3 separate regions of the Homo sapiens genome follow, and all the other regions are linked to region 3. Evidence: chromatin loops called from intact Hi-C (ENCODE). Cell type or tissue: Caco-2. All regions are shown on one strand. Each heading gives the region's core, and the rest is flanking DNA. Links, peaks and the distances in the headings are about the cores only. Region 1 overlaps SCFD1 (sec1 family domain containing 1). Region 2 overlaps SCFD1 (sec1 family domain containing 1). Region 3 holds the start of COCH (cochlin).

The links. A loop is a pair of places that touch in the nucleus more often than their neighbours do. Peaks named below come from ENCODE experiments on the same cell type or tissue, not always from the same donor. Only the 100,000 strongest peaks of a DNase experiment are listed, where the experiment ranks them.
Region 1: it touches region 3 in a loop (4-fold over the local background); 2 of 110 quality-filtered maps call a loop at or near these places.
Region 2: it touches region 3 in a loop (3-fold over the local background); 2 of 110 quality-filtered maps call a loop at or near these places.

What each region holds. Positions count from the first base shown.
Region 1 is chr14:30,724,513-30,731,934 of GRCh38, forward strand. The region is part of intron 23 of SCFD1 (sec1 family domain containing 1); the gene reads left to right. Among named protein-coding and RNA genes, the nearest start is that of SCFD1, 110 kb to the left of the region's middle. In Caco-2, for the core only: no CTCF peak of the experiment used is centred there; no DNase peak of the experiment used is centred there.
Region 2 is chr14:30,652,091-30,662,953 of GRCh38, forward strand. SCFD1 (sec1 family domain containing 1) reads left to right here. Exons shown (of 25, transcript NM_016106.4): 10 at 1,399-1,498. Among named protein-coding and RNA genes, the nearest start is that of SCFD1, 35 kb to the left of the region's middle. In Caco-2, for the core only: CTCF peaks have their summits at 4,291 (motif pointing right) and 5,735; no DNase peak of the experiment used is centred there.
Region 3 is chr14:30,868,150-30,879,012 of GRCh38, forward strand. COCH (cochlin) reads left to right here and starts at 6,410. Exons shown (of 12, transcript NM_004086.3): 1 at 6,410-6,442; 2 at 6,767-6,823; 3 at 6,907-6,954; 4 at 9,423-9,579; 5 at 10,662-10,795. The coding sequence starts at 6,790. COCH-AS1 (COCH antisense RNA 1) reads right to left here. Exons shown (of 5, transcript NR_038356.1): 5 at 8,030-8,403. RefSeq lists a silencer at 5,972-6,491. In Caco-2, for the core only: a CTCF peak has its summit at 6,273 (motif pointing right); DNase peaks (open chromatin) are centred at 6,262 and 7,012; H3K4me3 peaks cover 1,880 bases.

The sequences.
Region 1 (7,422 bases), core at 1-5,000, 150 kb before region 3:
AAAGTGCTGAGATTACAGGTGTGAGCCACCGTATCTGGGCTGGGGTAGTTTTTTCTTGTAAAGTTCCTTATAGATGCGGGATATTAGACCTTTGCTGGATGCATAGTTTGCACAAACTTTCTACCATCCTATAGGTTTTCTGTTGATAATTTCTTTTGCTATGTAGAAGCTCTTTAGTTTGATCCCATTTGTCAATTTTTGCTTTTGTTGTAGTTACTTTTGGTATCTTTGTCATGAAATCTTTGCCCATTCCTATGTCCAGAATGATATTGCCTAGGTTGTCTTCCAGGGTTTTTATAGTTTTGGGTTTAACATTTGAGTCTTTAATCCATCTTGAGTTGATTTTTGTATGTGGTGTAAGGAAGAGGTCCGGTTTGAGTTTTCTGCATATGGCTAGCCAGTTATCCTAGCACCATTTATTGAATAGGGAGTCGTTTCTCCATTGCTTTTGTCAGGTTTGTCGAAGATCAGATGGTTGTAGGTATGCAGTCTTATTTCTTGGTTCTCTGTTCTGTTTGATTGGTCTGTAGGTCTGTTTTTGTACCAGTAGCATGCTGTTTTGGCTACTGTATAGCCCTGTACTATAGTTTGAAGTCTGGTAGCATGATGCCTCCAGCTTTGTTCTTTTTCCTTACGATTGCCCTGGCTATTTTGGCTCTTTTTTGATTCCATATGAATTTTAAAATAGTTTTCTCTAGTTCTGTAAAGAATGTCAGTGGTGATTTAATAGGAATAGCATTGAATCTACCAATTGCTTTGGGCAGTATGGCCATTTTAATGCTATTTCTTCTTCCTATCCATGAGCATGGAATGTTTTTCCATTTGTTTGTGTCATCTCTGATTTATTTGAGCAGTGGTTTGTAGTTCTGCTTGTAGAGATCTTTCACCTCCCTAGTTAGCTGTTTTCTTGGGTATTTTATTCTTTTTGTGGCAATTGTGAATGGGAGCTTCTTCCTGATTTGGCTCTCTGCTTGACTGTTACTGTTGTATAGGCATGCTAGTGATTTTTGCACATTGATTTTGTATCCTGAGACCTTGCTGAAGTTGTTTATCAGCTTAAGAAGCTTTTGGGCTGAGACTGTGTGGGCTTTTCTAAATATAGGATCATGTCATCTGCATACAGAGACAGTTTGACTTCCTGTCTTCCTATTTGGATATCTTTTTTCTTTCTCTTGCCTGATTGCCCTGGCCAGAACTTCCAATACTATGTTGAATAGCAGTGGTCAGAGAAGGCATCCTTGTCTTGTGCCAGTTTTCAAGTGGGAATGGTTAGTACTCCTCTAGTTTCATAGCAAAAATTAAGTTGCTTGACCAGGCTCAAAAGCAGAAACCAAGGGAATATGACAGAAACCAGATGCAAACCGTCTCTATAAACGGTGCTGACAAGCTAGTACAAGTTGCCCCCTAGTCTTGACTCTAGCACAGGACTATATTCATCACTAGTTAGAACATTTCATTCAGGTTTGGCCAACAGTTAGCAACATGACTGGTTCCAGGTGTTCCCGGGGATAAACACATGGTTGCAATAGACACTTACGCATTCCACACGCTCTTACCCTTGGTTAAGCTTTTTAAATCACTTGTCATCATTCTTCTTTTGGCATCTTTTACATTATATAACAGAAAAACAAGAAGATAAACACCAAAATACTAATCATTTGTAGTTACTGAAGTAGATTATAACTTTTAAAAAAATTGCAGTTTACCAGATAATCCAGTGAAAACTTGTTCTTAATCATGTACAAGCTTGACAGTTTTACCTCTTTCTACCACAGAAAGTTGAGTTTTGTGAAATTTTATAACAATTATTAATCTAGTTATTTCTCTGATAATCTAGTCTTTTACCAGAAGACCATCTTGTAGGGATTTTAATTCAGTTTCCTTATACATTTGCTCATTCATTTGGTCATAGGATGTGTTCATATGAACCTCACCAATGATACCATTTGCACCAAGTAGCAATTACATTATGATTTAGATTGCTTACTAAATGTTTTCTCATCTTTCTCAACAAAATCAGCTCTTGCTTATATACCAAAATGTTGTAATTGACTGAGGCACCATAAGTTTCCCATAAATTCATTCTTTTTGCTCGCTCTGCCAAGATACCAGGCCATTTTCCTTGCACTACCTTGGCTTTTAATTGAGGAGCGTACTTAATCCTTCTTGAGTCTGGGTACATGTGTCTTCCCATCTTTATGTAACTGTTGAGTTTGTTTTATCATTTTTCCAGGCTGCTTGCCACCATTTCCCTTCCTCCTGAAATAACATTTCTTGTCAACAACCAGTAGGTCATTAAGTCGTCTTGCTCAGTATGTCTCTTTTCATTAAAGGCAAATCGGGCTTACCATAGGACTCATAGAACTGTGCCAGTGTTTCTGCCCAAATTGGTTTAACCATTAAATAAGTTGTTGCCATTGAGTTTTTATTGCTTGAATATAGTTTGAATATACCTTTTGGATCCAAAATCTTTCAGGAACCTTTTGAGAGATGGCGGGCGAGGGAAGACAAAAGTTTTCAGTTCCCCGAGACAGTGTCTTATGAGTAGTAATTATTCTCAGCAAAAGATCAGGGCTATAAGTGTGTAAGCCCACCTAGTTATCCTTTACTTGGTTTCAGTACTAAGAATTTTTTTAACCTTAGTGCCTTCCGCCCACAGAAACAAGGTACATAGGCATTAGAGCACATGTTACTATGAGTAGTTGGAAATGCAGCAGTTATTTTATGTCTGTGTTTCTGGACACCTTTCTTAACAAATCATAACTGCGTTTAATAGTTACGTGGTGGTCTGTGACTTCGTTGTTCAACAAAATCGTTTGTGTGCATTTCAGAGACAACGTGTCCTAATTTTGCCTCCCAAAAGTGGTTCTCTACAATAGATAAAACCAATGGGAGCCAAAAGGCAAGCATTAGAATTATTCTGTGTTTATCCTCAAGATGTTGTTATTAGCATCATCAAGATTCAGACAAAATTCTACAGATTAAATTATTAAATCTCCTGCAACCCATCTTAGACAGCTTCAAATAAAGGAGACAATTTCATCAGGTCTTATGGGCATCTGTAAATATAGCTAAGAGCATTCTCTTGCTCCCAGGCTCTTACGAGATACCAAAATAATGTTACCTTTCTTTTTTGCATTATTCATTTATTGGCTCCCTTTCTGAGAGTAAAGACTTTTCCTCCTTTCTCCTGTTGTTAGTTTTTTACCCAGACCTTGATCCCTGAGTTAGGAGACCATCACATTCGGCAAGAGGACTTACCTGTGGAGCTGACAGCAATGTGAGACTGGCCAGTGCTTTTCCCCTTTGTCCATTCCCAGTCACATGATGTTGAGGTGGATAACTACAAGTTTATAGGACTGTCTTGTCCACATGTGAGGAAAGATGAAAAAAAAACATTAATTCCAAGCTTAGATAGGTGAAAATAAAAACAGTCCATTCCATCATTCCTCAGACAGTTATATTTAGAGGTATTATCTTCATGTCATGTTTGCAACTGATCCGTCTTCCTGAGCTTGTAAATGTAATCCATATCCATGTTCTACATGATCAGTCAGAGAAAAAGAAAAATGTTCAGAAATATGGAGGAAATTGTTATCAGTTCCTGTGTTATTACTCCACCCCTCCCTTATTTTTCCTGAAGTATCTCTATAATCTGTTTAGTGTTGAGTCCCCCTTTAATTTCATGCCTTTTATGTTTTGACACACATTCCATCATGCAACTCTGTCTCTCATTACCACTTTGAAAAGTGTTTCAAACATTTGCTCCAATACTTTGTGTTTGGTAAGGTATATAAGTTAGTCTGTGGTAGATAATGGTTGTTAGCACATTGTTGAACTGCACCTGCAGTAAAGTGAGTTTCTTTATCAAATGATATATAAGTAGGAGGTCTAAATTGAAATTGTTTCTGCTGCGGCCTCTAATAATGTTAAAGGTGATTCCTGCAGCTAACAGGTATACACATCCAAATGAGTGTGTATTCTAGACAAGACCTGTTGCTGTCCACGTGGAACCATAGATAATGGCCACCATAATTCTGTGTGAATGTATGTTTTCACTTCTTTTAGGTATATACCTAAGAGTGGAATTGTTGCGTCACTTAGTAACTGTAATCATTTGAAGAACTACAGACTGTTTTCCAAAGCAGCTGCACCATTTTACATTCCCCCCAGCAGTGCATGAGGGTTCTCACTTCTCCACTTCATTACTAACACTTGCTTTGTTATCTATATTTTCCTGATGACTTACGAAGTCAAGAATCTTTTCACATGTGTATTGGCCATTTGTATATCTTTGGAGAAATGTCTGTTTAGATCCTTTGTCCCTTTTTTTTTTTTTTTTTTCCCCCCGAGACGGAGTCTCGTTCTGTCACCCAGGCTGGAGTGCAGTGGCGCAATTTTGGCTCACTGCAGCCTCTGCCTCCAGGGTTCAAGCGATTCTCCTGCCTCAGCCTCCCAAGTAACTGGGATTACAGGTGCACACCACCATCATCCACCTTGGCCTCCCAGAGTGTTGGGATTACAGGCTTGAACCACCACGCCTGGCCCCTTTGTCCATTTGTCCATTTTTAATTGGGTTATTTTGCCTTTTTATGATTGAGTTGTAAGAATTCTTTATGTAATATTGATACAAATCCCGTATCAGATACATGATTTCCAGATTTTTTCCCCCATTCTCTGGGTTGTCTTTTCTCTTTTTGTGATGGTGTCTTTTAAAGTGCAAAAGTTTATTTCGGCGAAGTCCAGTGTATCTCTTTTTTTCTTTTGTTGCCTGGGCTTTTCGTGGCATATCTAAGAATCCTTTGCCAAATCTAAGGTCATAAAGATTTGACCCTGAGTTTTCCTCTAAGAATTGTATAATTTTAAAATATGGTATGAAGATCCAGTTTCATCTTTTTGCATATCCAGTTGTTCCACTGCCATCTGTTGAAAAGACTATTCTTTCCCCCATGTAATGGTTTTTTGGCAACCTTGTTGAAAATCACTTGATGTGTATGGGTTTATTTCTGAACTCTCAATTCCATTATTTGGATCTATAGGTCTTTTCTTGCACCAGTATTACACTGTGTTGATCATCATGGCTTCCTTAGTATGTTTTTGAAATCAGGACACATGTGAGTCCTACTTTATTGTTTAGGCTTTTCTGGGTCTTTTGCAATTTTTTATGAATTTTAGAATTTGCAAATGTCTACAAAGACTGTGTTAAATCTCTGGATCAGTTTGGGGAGTATTTTCATCTTAATGTTAATTAAGGCTTCTGGTCCATGAATAGGGGATGTTTTCCTTTTATATCTTTAATTTCTTTCAATAATATTTTGTAGTCTTCAGAGTATATTTTTATGCTGTTACGAAAGGCATTTTTTTTTTTTAAGTTCTAGGGTGCGTGTGCACAACGTGCAGGTTTGTTACATGTGTATAAATGTGCCATGTTGGTGTGCTGCGCCCATTAACTCATCGTTTACGTTAGGTATATCTCCTAATGCTTTCTCTCCCCGCTTCCCTTACCCCACTACAGGTCCCGGTGTGTGATGTTCCCCTTCCTGTGTCCAAGTGTTCTCATTGTTCATTTCCCACCTATGAGTGAGAACATGCAGTGTTTGGTTTTTTGTTCTTGCTATAGTTTGCTGGGAATGATGGTTTCCAGCTTCATCTATGTCCCTACAAATGACATGAACTCATCCTTTTTTATGGCTGCATAGTATTCCATGGTGTATATGTGCCACATTTTCTTAATCCAGTCTATCATTGATGGACATTTGGGTTGGTTCCAAGTCTTTGCTGTTGTGAATAGTGCCGCAATAAACATACCTGTGCATGTGTCTTTATAGCAGCATGATTTATAATCCTTTGGGTATATACCCAGTAATGGGATGGCTGGGTCAAATGGTATTTCTAGTTCTACATCCTTGAGGAATCGCCACACTGTCTTCCCCAATGGTTGAACTAGTTTACAGTCCCACCAACAGTGTAAAAGTGTTCCTATTTCTCCACATCCTCTCCAGCACCTGTTGTTCCCTGACTTTTTAATGATTGCCATTCTAACTGGTGTGAGATGTATCTCATTGTGGTTTTGATTTGCATTTCTCTGATGGCCAGTGATGATGAGCACTTTTTCATGTGTCTGTTGGCTGCATAAATGTCTTCTTTTTAGAAGTATCTGTTCATATCCTTCGCCCACTTTTTGATGGGGTTGCTTTTTTCTTGTAAAGTTGAGTTCTTTGTAGATTCTGGATATTAGCCCTTTGTCAGATGAGTAGATTGCAAAAATTTTCTCCCATTCTTTAGGTTGCCTGTTCACTCTGATGGTAGTTTCTTTTGCTGTGCAGAAGCTCCTTAGTTTAGTTAGATCCCATTTGTCAATTTTGGCTTTTGTTGCCATTGCTTTTGGTGTTTTAGACATGAAGTCCTTGCCCATGTCTATGTCCTGAATGGTATTGCCTAGGTTTTCTTCTAGGGTTTTTATGGTTTTAGGTCTAACATTTAAGTCTTTAATCCATCTTGAATTAATTTTTGTATAGGGTGTAAGGAAGGGATCCAGTTTCAGCTTTCTACATATGGCTAGCCAGTTTTCCCAGCACCATTTATTAAATAGGGAACCCATTCCCCATTTCTTGTTTTTGTCAGGTTTGTCAAAGATCAGATGGTTGTAGATGTGTGGTATTATATCTGAGGGCTCTGTTCTGTTCCACTGGTCTATATCTCTGTTTTGGTACCAGTACCATGCTGTTTTGGTTACTGTAGCCTTGTAGTATAGTTTGAAGTCAGGTAGTGTGATGCCTCCAGCTTTGTTCTTTTTGCTTAGGATTGACTTGGCAATGCAGGCTCTTTTTTGGTTCCATATGAACTTTAAAGTAGTTTTTTCCAATTCTGTGAAGAAAGTCATTGGTAGCTTGATGGGGATGGCATTGAATCTATAAATTACCTTGGGCAGTATGGCCATTTTCAGGATAATTGATTCTTCCTATCCATGGGCATGGAATGTTCTTCCATTTGTTTGTGTCCTCTTTTACTTCGTTGAGCAGTGGTTTGTAGTTCTCCTTGAAGAGGTCCTTCACATCCCTTGTAAGTTGGATTCCTAGGTATTTTATTCTCTTTGAAGCAATTGTGAATGGGAGTTCACTCATGATTTGGCTCTCTGTTTGTCTATTATTGATGTTTGGGAATGCTTGTGATTTTTGCACATTGATTTTTGTATCCTGAGACTTTGCTGAAGTTGCTTATCTGCTTAAGGAGATTTTGGGCTGAGATAATGGGGTTTTCTAGATATACAATCATGTCATCTGCAAACAGGGACAATTTGACTTCCTCTTTTCCTAATTGAATACCCTGTATTTCTTTCTCCTGCCTGATTGCCCTGGCCAGAACTTCCAACACTATGTTGAATAGGAGAGGTGAGAGAGGGCATCCCTGTCTTGTGCCAGT
Region 2 (10,863 bases), core at 2,380-7,379, 220 kb before region 3:
GGGTGCCACTCTGACTTTTTATCCCCGAGTCAATGCAGTTAGGAAATCCACTGTCCTATACCCAGAAGAGTGTAATGAGTTAATTCTATTGCGAAAGGAAATATGTAAACAGATAGTGATGCCTTTTGAAAAGTGGTGCGTACTCCTGATATGATAGTGCCTCTAAAGCAGATCTCTAAAACTTCTGTAGACACATGATAACCAAATGACTGTGCCTCAATTTGCTTTCGGTGGTACTTTATTTCACATCTAAATTGTAATAATGGAGCAACAGTACATGAGGTATCATATGCCTTCTCTGTTAAGGGGATAATAATATAATTAGGTACCATTATGGCATTATGTTTTCATTTTGTATATTATAGTGGTATAGCGTTTTTTGAGGCTCTTCTCCAGAGTCTGCTTGAGTTTGTGTTTATAGGAAAAAAATTATAATTTATGAAACTGTCAAACATTTGTGTAAATTTATAAGCTCCTACTCTTTGTTTTCCCTGAAGCTGACAATAACTATTCCTTATTGCCTTTTTTTACAGAAACATCAAAAACTTCTGAGTAGAAGCAGCTTATTATTTTGCTAACCACAAAAATTATTCTTTAGAAATATTTATATAGATTTTTTTCCTTAAAGTTTCCTGGCAGGGCATGATAGTTCACACCTGTAATCCTAGTACTTTGGGAGGCCAAGGTGGGAGGATCACTTGAGCCTAGGAGTTCAAGACCAGCCTGGGCAATGTGGTTAGTTGCCCCGTCTCTAAAAAAAATTTAAAAATTAGCCAAGAGTGGTGGTGCACACCTGGAGTCTCAGCTAATTGGGAGACTGAGGTGGGAGGATTACTTGAGCCTGGGAAGTCAAGGCTGCAGTGACCTGTGATTGTGCCACTACACTCCAACCTGGGTGACAGAGTCTCAAAAAAAAAAATAAAGTTTCCTAAGTAAAATTTATAATCTGGCATCATACACAAGCTGTAACTAGTCCAAAGCATTACTGTAATTGTGTGACCACGTTAAATTTGTTTTTTAAAAGCCAGCCTCCCCCGTCTCTATAAAAATGTTTAAAAATTAGCCAGGTGTGTGATGGTGCATGCCTGTAGTCCCAGCTACTCCAGAAACCAAGGCAGAAGGATTGCTTGAGCCCAGGAGTTCAAGGCTGCAGTTAGCTATGATCGCGCCACTGCACTCCAGCCTGGGTGACATAGCAAGACCCTGTCTCAACAAAAAGCAAAGTATTGTGGTGCTTGCTTCAGCAGCACATATACTAAAAAACAAAGTATTAGGAATTGTCAATATTAGCATACTATTATTCATATCAAAATGGCATATACTGGAAAGTAGTAGAATATTTTAGATGTATACACTGGTATCAAGAGTTATGTAATTTTTTTATATGTATATTTACAGCTTCCAGAGGCCCTTATTAGTCCTTGTTGACAGAAACATAGATTTGGCAACTCCTTTACATCATACTTGGACATATCAAGCATTGGTGCACGATGTACTGGTAAGAGACTAAATGCAGCACTTATTACTGAAATATAGTAACATGCAGTGTTCCCTTTAATTTAAAATTAACATCATGGCTACAGAAACAAAAATGAGAAGGATGGAACTGAGACCTATGAACAAAACAAGTGATGGGATTTGGTATTACTGGGTGTGGATGCTGGAAAATGTGAAGCATTAAAGTTTAGTTTCAAATTTATGATCTTTATAGGGTAAAGTAGTGGTTTTGTTGGCCATGGAAAAGAAGGAAAAGAAAACAATTGAAGAAAATGGATTATTTTGTTTTATTTTTAATTTTCTAACCGAATAAGTAAATAAATGTGTTCTCCCTTAGGAGAAAAGCAGTAATTTCTCCCTTTTCTCTGGGAGTCAGTTAAACCTCATTTTACGTTAAAAAAAAAATAGTATTTTTTATGTTACACCATATGTTTTCTGAAGTAATTCCACATATCTGATTTTATGCTTATAGCAAAAATTTGTATTTATGCATATGTAAATTTAGCTGCTAAGTGTTGTGTTTAGCATGTGACATACACAGGTGATAAAACACGGCTTCAGTCTTCAAAGACAATGGAAAGAAAATAGGTACACAAATAATTTCTCTATGAGACACTATGTAATCAGGCCAGAATAGTCTCTATTTGATAGACAGACGTTAAAGAATTTGAACTCAAATCATGGGCTTTGTTAAAACTAACACTGTAGTTTACTAACTCCTAGCTCAGGACTCTAGGGATTACACTATATAATCATATCATGATAGTAAAGACTGCCCAACATGTCATATAAACAGGGAATGAAAGCTGAGTGTAGTGGCTCATGCCTATAATCCCAGCACTTTGGGAGGCCAAGGCAGGCGGATCACATGAGGCCAGGAGCTAAAGACCAGCCTGGCCAACGTGGCGAAATCCTGTCTCTATTGAAAATACAAAAATTAGCCAAGCGTGGTGGCACACGCCTGTAATCCTAACTATTTGGGTGGCTGAGGCTTGAGAATTGCTTGAACCCAGGAGGCGGAGGTTGCAGTGGGCCAAGATTGTGCCACTGCACTCCAGCCTGGGTGACAGAGCAAGACCTAGTCTCAAAAAAAAAAAAAAAAGGAAATGAAAGACATGCAATAGATGATTTGGTTTATTTCTTTAAAACCTGGATATTGGCTCTAAAGTGTTTATTTAAATAAATCAGATTTAGAATTACTGATGGAAATTGGCCATTCTTCTATGCCATGACTCTAGGATGAGTGTCGAAGAAATAGCAGTCAACTTTAATTCAGTAGACAGGGCAAGAAGAATCAAAGGGACTCTTAAATTAAACCCTAAGTAGTAGAACATGGAATCAGGCTTTAGGAGGTCAAGTAAGAGGTGGGAGAGGAGGAATTCAGTTCTACCAATATTTGAGTGCCTACTCTTTAACACACTTTCTAAACCCTGGCTTCAATAGTAACAAAAACAATAGCTTTCCTGTCTTTCTAGAGCTTACATTCTAGTAGGGGAAACAGGCAATAAAGAAAATAAAACTTGCAGCATTTCAGAAGGTGGAAGATACCCTGAAAGACAGTAAAGTAGATAATGGTGAACAGGAGTGAAATTTTAAAACAGGGAAGTTCTCACTGATAAAATGACATTTGAGTAAAGATCTAAAGGAGGTAAGGTAGTGAATTATATAGCTATGTGGGAAAAGAACATAAGCAGAAGGATGACTAATATGTTTGGAAAATGGCAGGGCAGCCAGATGGCTACAATGAAGAGAGGCAGGGGAAGAGAAGCAGGAGAAAAGGTTAAATAAATAGGACCCAGGAAGCAATATAATACAGGACTCTAGGGATTATAGTATATGATTGTATTGTGATTGTAAAGGCCATTGACTTTAATTTGATGGAAATGGGGAACCACATGGGATTCTAATATACATTTGAAGACTGTCACTCTAGCTGTTATACTGAAAATGGACTCCTTGGGGGCACAGGAAGAGCAAGATCGGTTAGGAGGCTGTTGCAGTTATCTTAGCTGAGATGATAGCAGCTTATAGCAGGACAGAAATGGTAAGGGCTGTGTTTTTTATACTGACTGTAGAGTATAGGATTTGCTGATAAGTTAGATGTGGGAGTTAGATGTAGAGAGAGAGAGAACTCAAAGATGACTCCAAGGTTTTAGCCTTTGCAAATGGCAAGACGTTGTTGTTTAGTGGGATGGAAAAGGCAGTTTCCCCAGGGAAGATCAGATGTTTAGTTTTGGGTATGTTAAATGTGAGATGCCGGCCAGGCATGGTGGCTCATACCTGTAATCTCAGCACTTGGGGAGGCCAAGGCAGGAGGATCACGTGGGCCCAGGAGTTCAAGACCAGCCTGGCAACATAAGGAAGCACCATCTTTACAAAAAATAAAAATTAGTGACTTGTGGTGGCACACCTACTCAGGAGGCTTAGGTGGGAGGATCAGTTGATCCCCAACAGGTTGTGGCTACTACAGTGAACTGTGATCACATCACTGTCCTCCAGCCTGGGTAACAGAGTAAAGACCCTGTCTCAAAAAAAAAAAAATGAGGTGCCCATTAAGATATCAAAATGTAAATGTTGAGTAGGTAGTTACATGAGTCTGGAGTTCAGGAAAAAAGTCTGGTCCTCAGCCTCCCAAAGTGCTGAGATTACAAGCATGAGCCACTGCACCCGGACAGAAAATATTTTTAAATGACGGAAATTACAACATGTTTGTATACTAATGGGAATGATCCAAACAGCGAAGTTAATGATGCAGGAGATAAGAGCGTCCTGCAGGTGGCATTAGTGAGCACTGTGGACCAGGATTTCTCAACCTTGGCATTATTGACGTTTTGGACCTGATCATTCTTTGTTGGGGGGCAGGGGGAGCTGTCCTGTGCATTGTAGGATGTTTAGCATCATTCCTGGCCTTGACTCTCTAGGTGCCAGTGGAACTCCCTCAGTTGTGACAATCAAAACGTCTTACACACGCCAATTATACCCCGGGTGGCAGAAAGGGGCAAAATTGCCCAATTGAGAACCATGGTTACAGGCTGACAACATGAGTTTCAAAGCTAGTTTTAGGAAAGAGGGCAAGTAAAGAGTCTGGGAGTAGCAAGGAAGACACCTAATTCCAGTCTCAGATCCAGTGGTATGAGCTGTGAGAGGTTAAAGAAAAAAAAAAATCAGGTTCCCATTTGAGAAGGCTCCAGGGGTTAGCCAGTTGGAGTTCAATTAGAGCAAGAAAGAACAGGGAAAGTTTAGAGAGGATGTTCAGAATAGGAGATTTTGCTGATGACTGAGTATGGGTTCCAGAAGTGATGACAGGATTTCTAGAGTAGGGTAAGAATAGGAGATGGGGTCTCAGTGGGATTGGAGGTTAAAGAGTTGTACAGGGATTAATGGGCATAATAAGATAGTATTGGTAGTCTCAAATCATATTTGGTTGGTGGGGCCCTTACTGTTGGGTAGGAGCAAGGGGCAAGTGTCTTAATAAGAGCATAGCATACAGATCACGGGTGCCTCATCACACCTGCCAGTGGTGTTGGTGTTAAGGCAATCTAAAACACCGAGATGTCTAGGGATCCTTTCCAATTCTTGAACTTTAAGAGTCCCTGGGCTCCCTCTTCATTCCCCTGGATGGAGGAAATTAAAGTACAGGGTGCTTTGAGTACAGGAGATAAGACACATGTACAAATAATTGCAACATAAAAAGGGTAGACTCAGTCTCCATTGTCAGAAGAGGAAATTGGGAAATATAACTTAGGGCAGAGATTCCCTAAAACCAAACAAGGATAATACTGGTCCTTGATGAGGTTTTCACTGTTTCAGAATGAGATGAGAATAAAAAGGACTATGAAATGTGTTTTTATACTGGCCTTTATACAATTTTTATTTCCTACTATTTGAAGTGAAAATATCCTTTTAAAAATAAAAGGTGGTGAAAGTAGATGGTAGAGTTTTTTTGTTTAATCTTCACATAAAAAGTTGGGAATCTTTGAAGAGGTTGGTTATAATTAACTATGCAACTTAAAATGACTTAATTCTGTTTATTAATCTTAATGCAGTTTCTGGATATGAACAAACTATAACTGAGATGTCATAAATTATAATCACAAAAATTTTTGTTGATTGCTAAACCTGCTACTTTTGAAGGTCTTCAGAGCTTTTAAAACGCTTAATAATTATACCCTTTGCCTCCACAAGATGGAGTAAGTAAATAGTAAATGTTAACTTAAAATTGCAGTTTACTTTTTATATTAAATGTCTTTGCCTGAAAATCTGCACCATTGATAATTGTTTATATATTAGAACTTACAAACAACTATGAAAATTCACACAGCTTCCCTCTGTGTCAGAAAGATGATTTTTCTCATTTTAAACGGGAAATACACACTTCTGGTTAAAAAAAAAAAGAAAAAGCAACTTTGCAGTGCCCATCTCCTTTTATTGGGATATAAGAAGCAAAATTAGTAATTAGAAGCCCTGATTCTTTTTTATTATATCTTGGTTGCAGGAGAGGTGGATTTGATTGTTCAGCTGCAGAGCTGTGGACTTCAGTCAAAGGGATGGACATTATTTTATCTCTGTTTTTTTACTTGGCCTTTATTTTTTCAAATCTTAGGTTCTCTTTTTGTACCTTTCACCCTCTGCTACTGACTCTTATTATTTGAAACATTAAATCGGAAGTTATACTAATAGACATAGGGACTTTAATTAAAGTTTACCTTTTTTTCCAGTCAAGAATAAAAAAAAAATGGTTTCCAAATAAATATGTATTTTTTAAAAGGTTGTAAGAGAAGCATTTTTTTTATTTTTTATTTTATTTATTTATTTATTTTTTTGAGATGGAGTCTTGCCCCGTCGCCCCGGCTGGAGTGCAGGAGTGCGATCTCGGCTCACTGCAACCTCTGCCTACCAGGTTCGAGCGATTCTCCTGCCTCAGCCTCCTGAGTAGCTGGGACTACAGGCATGTGCAACCATGCCCGGCTAATTTTTGTATGTTTAATAGAGATGGGGTTTCGCCATGTTAGCCAGACTGCTCTAGAATTCCTGACCTCAGGTGATCCACCTGCCTCAGCCTCCCAAAGTGCTGGGATTACAGGCGTGAGCTAACGCACCTAGCTAAGATTATAGCTAATGCACCTAGCTAAGGTTATAAGAGAAGCACTTCAGGAACACCTATTTCCTTAAAGACGTGTGATTGCAATGTAACAGGTGCCTAGATATAGTTCAAGATTGATGCTTTGGGTCCAAGGTTGACATTCTTTGATCCTCTAATCTTTATTAACACAAAACCTCTTGGTCAGCACTATGTAGCCTAATTTCAAGCATTTGCCTAAAAGTCAAAAGTGTAATGTAAACTTTTACTCATTTAATCCAAGCAAATATATATTTTACTGTACTTGATAGGAAGTGTCTACTGAAGGTCTGTAGGCTATGTAAAAGCCCAAAAGATATCCCTGATTTCATTCACTTTTTAAAAATAGCAGTGTTTCAGTATATCTCCATATTTGTTGCTGTGTCTGAACTTGGATTGAATTTTTATTTAATCTAAGGGAGAAAAAGAGTATGTACTATTTACTGATCTAACTGTAGCTGCTATAGTTTTTTTTTTTTTTTTTGCCTTATATTCTAGTTGTATAACATTTGTCTATATGATGGAACATTTTACAAAGTTTTAATAATATATTTTATAATCAAATATATTCAAAATATTTGCATTTCAACATAATATAGGATCATGTAATCAATTAATAATTTAAGATATTAGATGTTTTCTTTTCATATTTAAGTCTTATATATTTTACATTTACATCACATCTCAATTCAGACTAACCACATTGAAGGTACTCAGTAGCCACCTGTGACTATTGGCGACTGTATTGGACAGTGCAATTCTAAATCATAAGACCCAAATTCTTTACTACTTTTAGAGATTGAATGAATTGCTTATGAGTTGAAATTATCACATGAAGACTGGTAGAAATGTTTGCATATGGCCGGCAATGTATCTGGTGGGTGGGAGGGTTCCAGCTCATGAGTCCTAGGGTTGTAAACAGCTCTGCTTTAATAAAAATGAACAAGCTTCCCAAATATATTGCTGATGCTGTAAAGAATACCTTGGCCTCTGAATTAAGATAGGTTAGGTTGTGCTACTTAGTCTAACCCTCTAACCTCAGTGGCATAAAATAATAAAGATTTTTTTTTCTTGGTCATAGTATTTATTGTTCCTTGTCCAGTATGGATGAGCAAAACGATTGTGGGTTGTACTTCATATTTTTAGGTTCTGGTATGAATAAAATTTTTTAAACTTTTACTAGGGAATATTTCAAATAACACAAATACAGAGAATACTGTAATGAACTCATGTTTACATTGTTCAGCTTCCCTGGTATTATATGATCTAAGCATGAATACTTCAGCATGTATCTATTTTTTAAAGTTATAATTTTACGCAACAAAATTAATGATAATTTCCTGGTGATATACCCGCTCTGTATTGATTGTTTCAAAGATGCTTCTTTACAGTTGGCTTGTTCAAATAAGGATCCAGAAATACATCTATACATGGCATTAGTTGATATGGCTCTTAAATCTCTCAGTTCCTCCCTCCTCACTTCTTTTTAATTGCCATTTTTTGATTGAAAGAATTAGGTCATTTTTCTATAGAATTTCCTACATTTTGGCATTTGGCTGATTGTATCCTTTTGTATTCCCGATACTTTCTGTAAACTAATTGATTGTGGAAATTGATTAGATCTCATTCAATTCTTTGTCAAGGCCACTTTAACTAGCAGTGTTCTTTAGTTTCTGTTTTATTACATCAGGAGGTACATAATGTCTGTTTGTCCTAATGTTAGTGAACAGATTGATCAGTAGTTTCAGGTATTGTCAGCATGATCCATCCATTAAGGGTTCTCCATAAATCTTTTACCTAAAGGTTTAAATGTCACTGATAATTATTGCCTCTTTATTTTAATTACTGATGGCAAATGGTGATTTTCTGTTATTCCTCCTCCATCTTTTTAGCCAACATGCTTATATAAATAACTTTTTTTTTTTATCACCTACTTAGGACAAATGCTTGTCTTCCTTTGTCAATTTTCAGAATTAGTGAGTACCCTAGTAATTTGCAGAGACAATCAATAAAGTCATTTGTTTAAGTATCATTTTATGAACTAACAGATTTTTATATTTGAGATGTTTTTACACTATTACAGTTGTTCATTTTGATGCTTGAATTATCTCGTTTTTGGCCTATCATGTTGGCCTTGATAGCTTCTTGACATAACCCCATCAGTCTTTGATAGTTTCTTTGCTTCCTGGTATGAAAAATATCCTAAGCTAATCATATTCATTTTCTGCCTCAGACCTGGCTGCATCCGTTTCTCAAAAAGCCTCTGGTTCCTTTGAGTAACAAATAGTGGATACCACAGTCTGGGCTATTAGCGCTGTTTATTTCTACTGGGATACTTTTGCTTCCAGACATTTTCCATGGCGAAAAAGACAGCATCTTCCAGTTTTCTCATTCTCTGAGATTAAAGAACCCATTTTTTTAATAACAAGTAGCATTGTGAAATTGTAAAATTACATTAGTGACTGTTGACTTTGCACACAATTTGAAAGCATCAATGGAAGGCTGAGTCTTCCTGTTTCTTCCTAACAAACATGTTTTAATCCTTGCTCTACTCGAGTTTCGTTTGAGAGACTGATTTGTGTGAACCAAAGAAACCAGATGACTGTTATGTAAAGCAGAAAATATTTGGATTTAAATTGTTAGATGGATTAAAACCACATATCATCACCATGACTGGGAGTTTTGTTTCTTCAGCCACTCAGGACAGCTGTGCCATTATAAATTTACATTTATATCATTTTAGCTAGAAGCCCATCTTAATATATATGTATCTGTTGTAGAGTGATGGATGTCAAATAACATCTGATGTGTAACTCGTTCTCTAGAGTAAAGCTTCTGATCTCTTCTCATTGAGTTCCATAGTTATCCATGCTCTTTGAGGGTAGGAAATTGTTTATTGGTTGTGTATAATTGATGTCTCCGTAAGAAATAGAATTACAGTCTCTAGGAGCTTCTGTAAATTGTGTCGTTAGAGGCATTATCACCACTTTATCAAATGTTGAACAGAAACTGGTTTTGAAGCATTTAGGAAGAGTAGAAATAAGTTTTAAACTCCCTTTTGCTTAGGTGTCTAGTCTTTAACATTTTCTCTTGTGGAAATTAGTTTTAGGGATGAGCTTTGAAAAATAAATTTTTCACATAATGCTTTAATTTTCCCTAAATCCAATTGAAACTGTTATAGGTATTGAAACCCTGATATATTAGTCTGTTGATTTATCTTATGAAGGCAATGATCCTTATTCCTGTCTTAGAATTCTATCTTCTGTTTAATATATTAAAGATCATATTTTGTCTTTTACCCACCTTTGGCAAAAAGTGATGAAACTCACAGCTTTTATTTTACAATTAAAATCTTAAGTATGAAAGAAATAATTGTGATTTACAGGAGGAATATTTGCCTGCTTTAGAGAAAATACACACAAATGTATTCATGTGCATTAAACATTTTCTTTATCATTTCTTCTCTCATTGGTGTCAACCCTATTCCCCAAACTATTTAACTCCTAAGATGAAGATTTTCTCCAGAGAAAATGCTTCTTTTTGGAGATGAGAATTCTCCCTAGGTTTGTGTGCAAGGATGAGACAATATAGGTGTGCTCATCTTCAAATGACTGATGGGACATTTCTTTAATGTAGGCGAGGATGGAAGCCAAAGCTGTGGAAGATGTTGGTGGAGCCAATGGGTAGTTTCCTTTCCTCTTCCTCACATCCCTTAGTTCTGTTCACTTCCATCGTTATCAAGAAGTATTTATATGTGTTCCCTAGTTTTAAATAGATTCTCCCTTGTATTTTATTTCTCTTGTTGGTTAATTTGATAGTGGAAGTTGAAGACTCACCTTAGTGTGTCACCTCAATATGAAAATTCTGGCATTGTGTTTATGACTCCAAAGTACATCTGTTGAAACAATAGATGTTTAATGATTGCTGTAATAGCATTTAGAGTTGAGATAGTAAATTCTTGCCAAAATAAAAGATATTTTTATTTTACTTTCCTTTTCTTTGCCTGTGAACTGCAAGTCTGCATAAATAGGTATTGCCTATATTATCCAGAGATTATTTTGTTAACATTAACTCTCTCTGGCTCTACTGATTGCTCTAACTTGGGAAAAGAAAACAAGACTGCTGAAGGCTTCTACATGTTTTTAGCATTTCCTGATGGGATCTATTTATATGTAGTGATTTGGGGCACCTTTGTCCTATCTTCTAAGTTAGGAAAATGTGACTGTCAATGGAAACAGATTAGACTC
Region 3 (10,863 bases), core at 3,413-8,412:
AATCCTCCTCCCTCAGCCCCCCATGTAGCAGGGACCAAAGGCACACACCACCATGCCTTGCTAATTTTTTAAATTTTTTGACCAAAAAAAATTGTAAAAATGTGAGACACAGTCTCATTTTGTTGCCGAGGCTGGTCTCAGTCTCCTGAGCCCAAGCGATCCTCTCATCTAGGCCTCTCAAAGTGCTGGGATTACAGGTGTGAGCCACCACACCTGGCCAGAATTCTCAATAGTTTATGGATATTCTGTTCTCAAAGGAGTTGAACATAATTCTCCACTCCTTAAGGGTAAGCTTCTTAAGCCCTTAACTTGGCCAGGTGTGATGGGTTACACCTGTAATCCTAGCACTTTGGGAGGCCAAGGCAGGAGGATTGCTTGAGCCCAGGAGTTTGAGACCAGCTTGAGCAGCATGGCAAAAACCCTGTCTCTATAAAATAAATACAGAAAAATTAGCTGGGGGTAGTGGCATGCGCCTGAGTCCTAGCTACTTGTGGGGCTGAGGTTGGAGGACTGCTCGAGCCCAGAAGGTCGAGGCTGCATTGAGCTGAGATTGTACCACTGTTCTCCACCTGGGCGACAGATGAGACTCTATCTCAACAAACAAACAAAAAACAGTAATAAGTCATGTCAATAGTATATACCCTTGACATGGTGTGACAAGAATGTCATTTTACCTCTGTGGTCTTTCTCCTAAAAACAATAACCCTGGTCTAATAATGAGAAAAACATCAGGCAAATCCCAATTGAAGAACATTCTACGAAACAGCAGACCAGTACTCCACAAAACTGTGAAGGTCATCAAAAACAAGGAAAATCTGAGAAAGTGTCACAGCTAAGAGGAGCCTAATGAGACACGATGACTGAATATAATATGGTATCCTGGATGAGATTCTGGAACAGAGAAAAGATATTAGGTGAAAAATAAGGAAATCGGGCAGGCACAGTGCCTCACGCCTATAATCCCAGCATTTTAGGAGGCCGAGGTAGGCGGATTACCTGAGGTCAGGAGTGCGAGACCAGCGTGGCCAACATGGTGAAACCCTGTCTTTACTAAAAATACAAAAAAAAAAAAAAAAATAGTTGGGTGTGGTGGTGCATGCCTGTAATCCCAGCTATTCAGGAGGCTGAGGCAGGAGAATTGCTTGAACCTGAGAGGTGGAGGTTGCATTGAGCCAAGATCGCACCACTGCACTCCAGCCTGGGTGACAGAGCAAGACTCCATCTCAAAAAAAAAAAAAGAAAAAAAAAAGGAAATCTGAATAAAATATGGACTTCACTTAATGATAATGTATCAGTATTGGTTTGTTAATTGTGACAACTGTACAATACTAGTATAAGATGTTAATAATGGGGAACTAGGTTTGGAAACTGTACTATCTTATTAATTTTTCTGTAAACATAAAACTTCTAAAATAAAAATCTTTAAAAAATCAATATAAGGTAGCAAATGTCAAGACAGAATGAGATTGATTCATTCATCTAACAAGTATTTCTTGAGTACATATAGTGTGCTAGACAGTTTTGTTGGGAGTAGGCGTGCAGCAATGAACAAAAGGTAGAAAGATCCTTGCCTCTGATGAGTTTACATGAGATAAATGCCAAGCCTTGCAGAACTGATTTATGTTTCCCATCACAGCTTCCTCTCTTAGGAAGGAAGTCCTAGTGGCACTCCAGTGAAAATGTGACCTCATTACTTCTTGTTAAATAAGGGACAAACATGAGCCAGGCCATAGTTTAGCAGTGAGAGGTGAATAAAAAGAGACTTTGAGTAAGAAAGGATAAGTCCTGGGACAGCTGGGAGCCAGCTGGCACAGCCAGTGTTTCCTAATGCCTCCCAAACCCTGGAAGACAGCACAGCCCCCAGAGCCTATATATACCCAGGGAGCACTTGCCAGTCACAGAATGTGACCAGAGGAAAGTCTCTTCCAATCGCTGGTCTAATCCCCTTCACTTTATAGGAGAGGAAACTGAGATCTCATAGTCACAGGGATATCTCTGAATCAACTTTTTAATTTTCACTCCTCTGAGGCTGTAGACATTTATTCTCCTGCTAGACATCATCAAAAATGGAAAGGCTAGATAAATATACTTGCTTAGCATAAGATGTGAACAACAGAAAAGAATCAGAAAAACTAGATATAGAATAAACATCAATGTGGGTTTAATAATATAGGTGATAAGAGTTCCCAAGCTGCTTCTGCTCTATAATCTATCATAGAAACTTAAAGGATACTGCAGGATAAACATACACTTCCTAAAACTGAACAAACTCACTTTAAGGCAGGGGTTCCCAACTCCCCAACCGCAGGTGGGTACCAGTCTGTGGCCTGTTGGCAACTGGGCAGCACAGCAGGAGGTGAGCAGTGAATGGGCGAGTGAGCATTACTGCCTCCTGTCAGATCAGCAGTGGCATTAGATTCTCACAGGAGCTCGAGCCCTGTTGTAAACTGCACATGCGAGGGATCTAGGTTGCACATTCTTTATGAGAATCTAATGCCTGATAATCTGAAGTGGAACAGTTTCATCTCAAAACCATCCGCCCCCCACCAACCAACCCCGTGGAAAAATTATCATCCATGGAACCAGTTCCTGGTGCCAAAAAGGTTGGGGACAGCTGCTTTGAGGCCACCATAATCGAAATAAAACCGTGTTGCTATGCATTACATTGGCTAAGTAAAAGTTTACCGGGGAGCTTAAATGGTATAGAGGATAGAACAGGACTGGATACTCCTTTAAAAGGTAAAATAAAGTAAAAAAAGACCAACAACAAAAATATGAAAACTTCAGGGGCAGATTCATACCTAGGTAACAACGGAACAGAGACAGAGCCTATATAAACTAAGAGTTTTATCTGTGTAAGCACAAGCCAAATCCCATCAGGTAACTATGCCATCCTTGAGAAACTCTTTTAGGGCCATCAGCAGCATCCTGAAGCCTGACAATGCCACCCAGGTATCAGTGTTAGAGGCAGCTTATTTCCCTAACAATGCCAGCGCATTCTGCACAAAGTCAGAAATGTGACTGTGCAGCATTCCCAGGGAAAATTACTTTTGAAATTGAGTTTTCAATCTTTTTGTTAGGGATTGTTTTTAAACAACCATCAGGCCAGAAAATGCTTCCATTTTTTATCAGGGGAATGCAGTAGGCATATTAAAGTTGGATTTTAACGAAAAGATAATGAAAGAAGAATGAAAGATTAGCAGAATTAGCTTAACCTCTAACACTGAGCACCTGGACTGCACATTAGAATCACCTGGAGAGCTTTTAAAAATTCTAATGCCCTGGCCCCAGCCCAGACCAATTATATTAAAATCTCTGGGGTGGGACCCAGGCATGAGTATTTTTAAAGCTCTCCAGGTAGTTCCAACGTGCAGCCCAGACAGGAATCCACTGCTCTACACGGAGTTCATCTAAATTTTGAATATCAAATACTTCCCACTAAAGTAGGATAAAATCAGGCGCAGTGGCTCATGCCTATAATCCCCACATTTGGGGAGGCCCAGGCGGGAGGATCACGTGAGGTGAGGAGTTTGAAATCAGCCTGGGCAAATAATGAGACTACCTCTCTACAAAAAGTAAAAAATGAGCCAGTCATAGTGGTGTGTACCTGTAGACCCAGCTACTCAGGAGGGTGAGGTGGGAGGATCTCTTGAACATAGGAGTTTGAGGCCGCAGTGAGCTTTGATTGTGCCACTACACTCCAGCCTGGATGACAGAGTGAGAATAAGTCTCTAATAATAGTAATTAATAACAATATAATAAGATTAAATTAAATTAAAAATTAACAAATAATGAGGCCGGGCCTCACGCCTGTAATCCCAGCACTTTGGGAGGCCAAGGCAGGTGGATCACCTGAGGTCAGGAGTTGGAGACCAGCCTTGCCAACATAGTGAAACCCCATCTCTACTAAAAATACAAAATTAGCCAGTTGTGGTGGCACGTGCCTGTAATCCCAGCTACTCAGGAGGAGGCTGAGGCACGAGAATTGCTTGAACCTGGGAGGCAGAGGTAGGAGTGAGCCGAGATAGCGCCATTGCACCCCAGCCTGGGAGACAAGAGCAAAACTCCATCTCAAATAAAATAAAATAAAATAAAATATTTAAAAAAATAATAAAGCAGGATTAACCAGGCATCCTAGGAGTACGATTACCCTAAAATATCACCCAACTGAATACAAAACTCTGTCATTTTAACAATTTGTCTTTTTAAGTCAAATATACCTAGATTTGACTCTCTTCAGATATTTCCAAAGCAGAGGCAATTACCTCTTAAATTCAGATATTTTTCTTTAATATACTTATGGTGAGCATGAACTACAAACTAGCTAAGAATGAGAGTCTAAACCCCACTCTTCCACTCTCCTTGGTTGGCCTTACCAAAAAGAAAAAAATAGTAAAGACAGAGTAACTTCTCTTAAATGTTTCAAAACAAAATAATTAAGATGAATCTCAGTAAACAACCATGAAATTCAGTGAGGTATTTCCTTTATTTTTTAATGGTTACAGACTCAGGGTCTGTCATGGAAATAGCTGCATAGTTTTGACTCTGCCAAATCACTCACTGAAATTACATCACAGGAGGGCTGCCAGTGCCCTGTGGGGGCTCTGAATAGCATCTACCCCTTTGGCCATTTGGGACCTGCCTGCTGAGCTGTGAAGTGGCAGGTTTTTTCCAGCGTACAGACTCTTCCTAATTATATAGCATCATGACAATTTGTCCAGCCTAATTAGGGGAGGTTATCCAACCCTGATTGAGGACACTCAATAAACAATAATGGAAAAGACAGCTTTAATTGTCCTGAGGCTTGAAATTTCTCCCATGGAAAATATCAGGGGCAGTGGCTAGATTACTGGATTTCTAAGAAAAGGGTAATTCTCTATACCAGGGAAGGGAGTAAATCTTGAAAGCAGCCATGAAAATAAACATCAAAAACCTCCCAGCCCTCAAATGTTATTTGGTCTCTTTCCCTCCAGAAGACATTCAGGTAGTAAAGGGAATGAAATCAACACTCCTTAGTTGCCTGATACAAATACTAAGTCATTCCAATCAGGAAGATAGTTGTAATTAAGACTACTACACTAGTTGACTTCCAGGTGATGGTGGTGTATTTGTTTCTCAGTATAAAATGGCATGGGAATACTTTTCAACAATAAAAAGAAAGGAAGTACTGTTCTATAATGCCTCATGGATGAACCTCAAAAACATTCTGTGCAGTGAAGGAAGCCGCACAATGTATAATCCCATCTATAAGAAACGACCACTAAGAAAAATCTATAGAGACAGGAAATAGGTTAGTGATTGCCTAGGACTAGGAGTGGGAGAAGAGACTGACTGACAATGGCGAGGAGATCATTTTGGGGAGGATGAACCTGTTCTGAAATTGGCTTGTGGTGATGGTTGTACAGCTCTGAAAATTTACTAAACATCATTGAACTGTACACTCAAAACGGATGGATTTTATGGCATGTAAATTGTAACTAAATAAGGCTATTTGAAAAAGTTTATATTGTACCAGAAAGGTTAGCGTCTGGGCCTGGGTCTGGTTCTTCCGCTGCCATGCAGGTCGCCTGTCACTAACACTCCTCAAGAATTCTGCTCCTTCTCCATTTCCATTTGTAAAACGTTAGCAGGATGGTGCGGGGAGAAGGAGAACACATTATCAAATCTGAGATTCTGTGCAGTCACAAGACACCAAGTCTGGGAATTTCGAAAGGCAATCAGGCATAAATTCTTCCTGAGGTGAGAAAGAAGCAAAGGTACCGGCTGCTGGGGTCAGGGCTGTCTCACACGCGTGGCTCTAGGCAGGAGCACAAATTGAACCACTGGGGAAAGTAGGACTCCAGCAGAAACGAAGGCGCAAGGCCGAATCCCTAAGGTCCAACGAGCTAGCAGTCAGTTGACAGGGTTTCTAACAAAAACGCGGCATGCGTTTACCAAACCTAGGGTGGTTTTATTTCAGAAGTAGGAACTCTTTCCACGAGAGCACCAAGTTGAGAAGTTCGGTTCTCAGGCCGCGTGGACCTGACAGCTCTCAGAAGCTCCAGGCCTCGCTGGGTGGGGCGGGTAGCGGCCGCCGCTGCCTCAGCAGCCCTGGTCCCGGCAGAGCAGGGCTGGCGAGGCCGCTGCTGCCGCCGTCGGGGCCGCCGGCCCTCCACACTCGTTGAGACGCCGGCACGGGGACCTTCGTGCCCCTCTAGGGACTGGCGCCGCGTCCAGGTGGCCGAGCCTGCGCTGCTGGAGGAGGCGCCTCCGCGCCGGCCTCACCCCGGGGCCGGCAGGGGGCGAAGGCGGAGCTGGAAGTCGCCGCCGGGCCCCGGGGGACCGGCTCCCGCGCTTCCTCCCGCGCCCCCCGCACAGTGCTCATGCGCACGGCCCAGCCTTTATAGCGGCCGCGGGGGCCTTGCCTTCCGCACTCGGGCGCAGCCGGGTGGATCTCGAGCAGGTGCGGAGCCCCGGGCGGCGGGCGCGGGTGCGAGGGATCCCTGACGCCTCTGTCCCTGTTTCTTTGTCGCTCCCAGCCTGTCTGTCGTCGTTTTGGCGCCCCCGCCTCCCCGCGGTGCGGGGTTGCACACCGATCCTGGGCTTCGCTCGATTTGCCGCCGAGGCGCCTCCCAGACCTAGAGGGGCGCTGGCCTGGAGCAGCGGGTCGTCTGTGTCCTCTCTCCTCTGCGCCGCGCCCGGGGATCCGAAGGGTGCGGGGCTCTGAGGAGGTGACGCGCGGGGCCTCCCGCACCCTGGCCTTGCCCGCATTCTCCCTCTCTCCCAGGTGTGAGCAGCCTATCAGTCACCATGTCCGCAGCCTGGATCCCGGCTCTCGGCCTCGGTGGGTGCGCGCCCCTCACGACCCCGGCCCCTTGCTCCGCTGGGTGGAGGCTGGAGCCAGCCCTCACGCTTCTCTCTTCGCAGGTGTGTGTCTGCTGCTGCTGCCGGGGCCCGCGGGCAGCGAGGGAGCCGGTGAGTGGGGGAGCTGGGGTGCGTCCAGGCGGTCGCAGGGGCTGAGCACCAGCGGGTACAAGCGGGACTCAGATCCAGCCCCTTGGGCTTCAGCCCTACCGCCTGAGGAGGAAGGCGCGAAGGTTGAGCCGCCGCGTGGCGCGCCCGCGTTAACCCCTGCAGCCGATCTGCTCCTGCTCACCTGTTTCTCCCATGGTAGGGGGCCCCTGGGGTCCAGTGGGGGGACGTTCTCCAAGAGCACTAGGAAGAAGGCCTCCTCCAGGCCCACCCACAGCCCCAGACCCCGGGCCCGCTGAGCGCCGGCAGCAGGAGGTCGAGGAAGGAGGACTCCTTGAGCCTCACCGAGGAGCGCACCAGTCCTGGGCTCTGCTGCGTTTGGGGGTGGAGGAGAAGCCGCCCAGACCCGACTTCAGGTTGCCGTAGCCGAGAGAGAGGGAGGCGAACGTCGCTGTCCCACCTTGTTTGACTCGCTAGCTATGTTTCTAGGTGTAACCCCTATAATCAGAAGCACTCGCGGTCTCACTCTACACGCTAGAGAGTTTAAAAAGTTTGTACCACGTGTAGAGGTCCGGGTATGGGTGTGTGGTTTGGTGTATTTTCCAGTGTAAAAGGCAACGCTTTCCTAAGAGCTACCGTTTGTTTTCCTTGAAAGTAGGAATGAGGGTTAAGTATCCCTCATGGCTGTATTTCTCCCGCTCTACTTAACAAAAGTCAGTGTTCGCAACTAAAGGCGGTCGGTCTTGGCACCGGATTCCGATGCCGCCCCCATCTCAGCGGAAAATGGGAGGAAGGATTAAGGCTGTTTGATGATAGGTATGAGGCTGTTTAGGGGTAAGGATTTTAACCTCTCAGCTCTCTAGACTGCTTCAGAGCTAAGAAATGGGCATTGCGCCTGCATCCTTCCTTCTCTTCCATGGAATGTAAGGTACCTGTCACCACAAAGGGCACAGAGGAGGGTGCTTGTCACAGGCAAGGTACTCAGTTGGACAGTATGGCCAGAAAGTATTCCTCTGCCTTGGAAAAAAAAGGTTTTTAAAATTAATATATGTTTTAAAAAGGTTTGGATAACTACAACTTCCCATGTTTGAAAAATAGCATTTAATAACATTAATCTCAATTTAGTATCGACAGTAAATTCACAAATTAACATGTTGTATTATGTTATCTTGTTACTTGTTGCCAAGAGCTTGTCTCTTCCTAGCATCATTTATAGTAAAAACTGATTCTTTGTTAGGTTGACAGTGTAAAACTTGAGAATATTAACAGTGCTTTCTAAAAATGCATCCGCTGCTTGATAAATCTCACTGGACAGATCTGGAGCAGAAATAATCAGGTTCAATTAAGATAAAAATGCTGTATTCTGAAGGGATTCACTTTTCTGTTTTCTGTCCTTCGGGAGTTGTAGAATGTTGTTTGGGCAAATTAACCCCACGGCTTTAATTTTCTCATCTATAAAATGAACAATCAAGTTAGATAACTTTCTGTGAATCTAAGCATCTTTTTGTTGGCTTCCTTAATGTGTGAGTTTAAGGATCTGCATTTGTAGGCTAACTAGGATAAATGGTCCTATGAAGGAAAGGATGGCTTTGATTTGTGCACATGTCTATGAAAATGTTCCACAAAGGCTCAATCCAGATTTACTATCTTTACCTCAAGCAACTGTGTACATAGCGTCATCAAAGTTGAGATTTAAAAATTTTTTTTTTTCTTCTGGAGACAAGATCTTATTCTGTAACCCAGGATGGAGTGCAGTGATGCAATCATAGCTCATTGCAAGCTTGAACTCCCGGGCTCAAGCAATCCTCCCACCTCAGCCTCTCCAGTGGCGGAGAGTACAGGCATGCACCACCACGTGTGGCCATTTAAAAAAAATTTTTTTTTTTTAGAAGAGATGAGGTCTTGCTATGTTGTCCAGACTGGTCTTGACCTCCTGGACTCAAGCAAATCCTCTTGTCTTGGCCTGCTAAAGTGCTGGGATTATAGGCATGAGTCACCACGCCCAGCCAAGATTTTTTATATTTCTATAATTAATATTAAATGACTTTTATTTTCTAGTTCAGATATAGTTCCAATTATGTATTTCCAACCTGGTTAAGAACTGAGAAGCCAGGCACAGTGGCACACCTGTAATCCCAGCTACTAGGGAGTTGGAGGTGGATCACTTGAGCTCGGGAATTTGAGCCTAGCTTGGGCAACTTGGCGAGTCCCCATTTCAAAAACAAAAACGAAATAAAAACCCAGAACTTTCACATTAGAGTTTTATAGTGGCTGGGGACTATATTAAATTGGAAAACAACCTTGTGGCTTGCCAAAATCTGGAATGGTATGGAAGGGTATATAAGTCAATAGTCATAACTAGAAGTGTAGAAATTAGGGAAGTAAAACTTAAATCTCACACTGTAGTCTCCCCACCACTATGCCCCAAGAAGTCCTAAGAATGCTTACAATATTATCTCCTTTTTCTTCAGCTCCCATTGCTATCACATGTTTTACCAGAGGCTTGGACATCAGGAAAGAGAAAGCAGATGTCCTCTGCCCAGGGGGCTGCCCTCTTGAGGAATTCTCTGTGTATGGGAACATAGTATATGCTTCTGTATCGAGCATATGTGGGGCTGCTGTCCACAGGTAAGCCCAAACACACCAGGGTGGGAGAGAAATGCAGACGTGATTATTTCCTTTCCTGCTTTACCCATCTGGATCCCTTTCCTCCCTGCATTCTTTCTTTTGTTGCCATTGTGGCCACAGAAAATGGATATATTTTCACGGTTCTCCTGGATATACTTGAAACACCAAATACACATGGAAAGCTTTCTGACAAAAGGCAAATAGCATTACCTCTTGATGGCTAGATTGCTATGATTCCAAAACATTCCTAATCATGTGATATATTACTGAGTTATTACTATGTGCCACCTATTGTTTTAACTTCCACCACAACTCTACAAGGTAGGTAGAATTTTACTCCAGTTACAGATGAAGAAACTGAACTCAGAGAGTTGTCAAGTATCTTGCCCAAGGTGACTATTGTTAGCAAGTGCCATGCTATCCTGTAGTAGAATAGCCAGTATAATACTTCTAAAAAAATTCAGTCCAAAGGCATGTAGCTAAAGTGAGTATCTTAGGAAAATTGTTTGGTGCTCTGAATTTCTAAGTTGTGGGTAATGGGATATTACAAATGTGTTCTTATCAACACTTAAGAAGTTCAACAGCACAAAACCATTTTTTTCCAGGCAAATTTTGTTCTTGTGTAAGCAAGTTTTTAAAAGGCTAGCAGCAGCTGGGAGTGGTGGCTCACACCTGTAATCCCACCACTTTGGGAGGCTGAGGCGGATGGACCACTTGAGGTCAGGAGTTCGAGACCTAGCCAACATGGTGAAACCCTGTCTCTACTAAAAATACAAAAATTAGCCAGGTATGGTGGTGCATGCCTGTAATCCCAGCTACTTGGGAGGCTGAGGCAGGAGAATCACTTGAATCCTGGAGGTGGAGGTTGCAGTGAGCCGAGATCGCGCCACTGCACTCCATCCTGGGCTACAGAGCGAGACGCCATCAAATAAATAAATAAATAAAGCAGAATCTTTAGATGACTTCCCTGATGAGCTATTTTCTTGATTAATCAAAGCAATAGATACAACATGGCACTATAAGTCAGTGGGATGCCCTGAAAAAGTGTGGATAGCATCTCAGCTGCTATTCTTGTGTTACAGGGGAGTAATCAGCAACTCAGGGGGACCTGTACGAGTCTATAGCCTACCTGGTCGAGAAAACTATTCCTCAGTAGATGCCAATGGCATCCAGTCTCAAATGCTTTCTAGATGGTCTGCTTCTTTCACAGTAACTAGTAGGTATAATTATTGTTCTCATTCTGTAATATTCTCCCACCCCCCAAACGTTTTCTGCTTTTTTTAG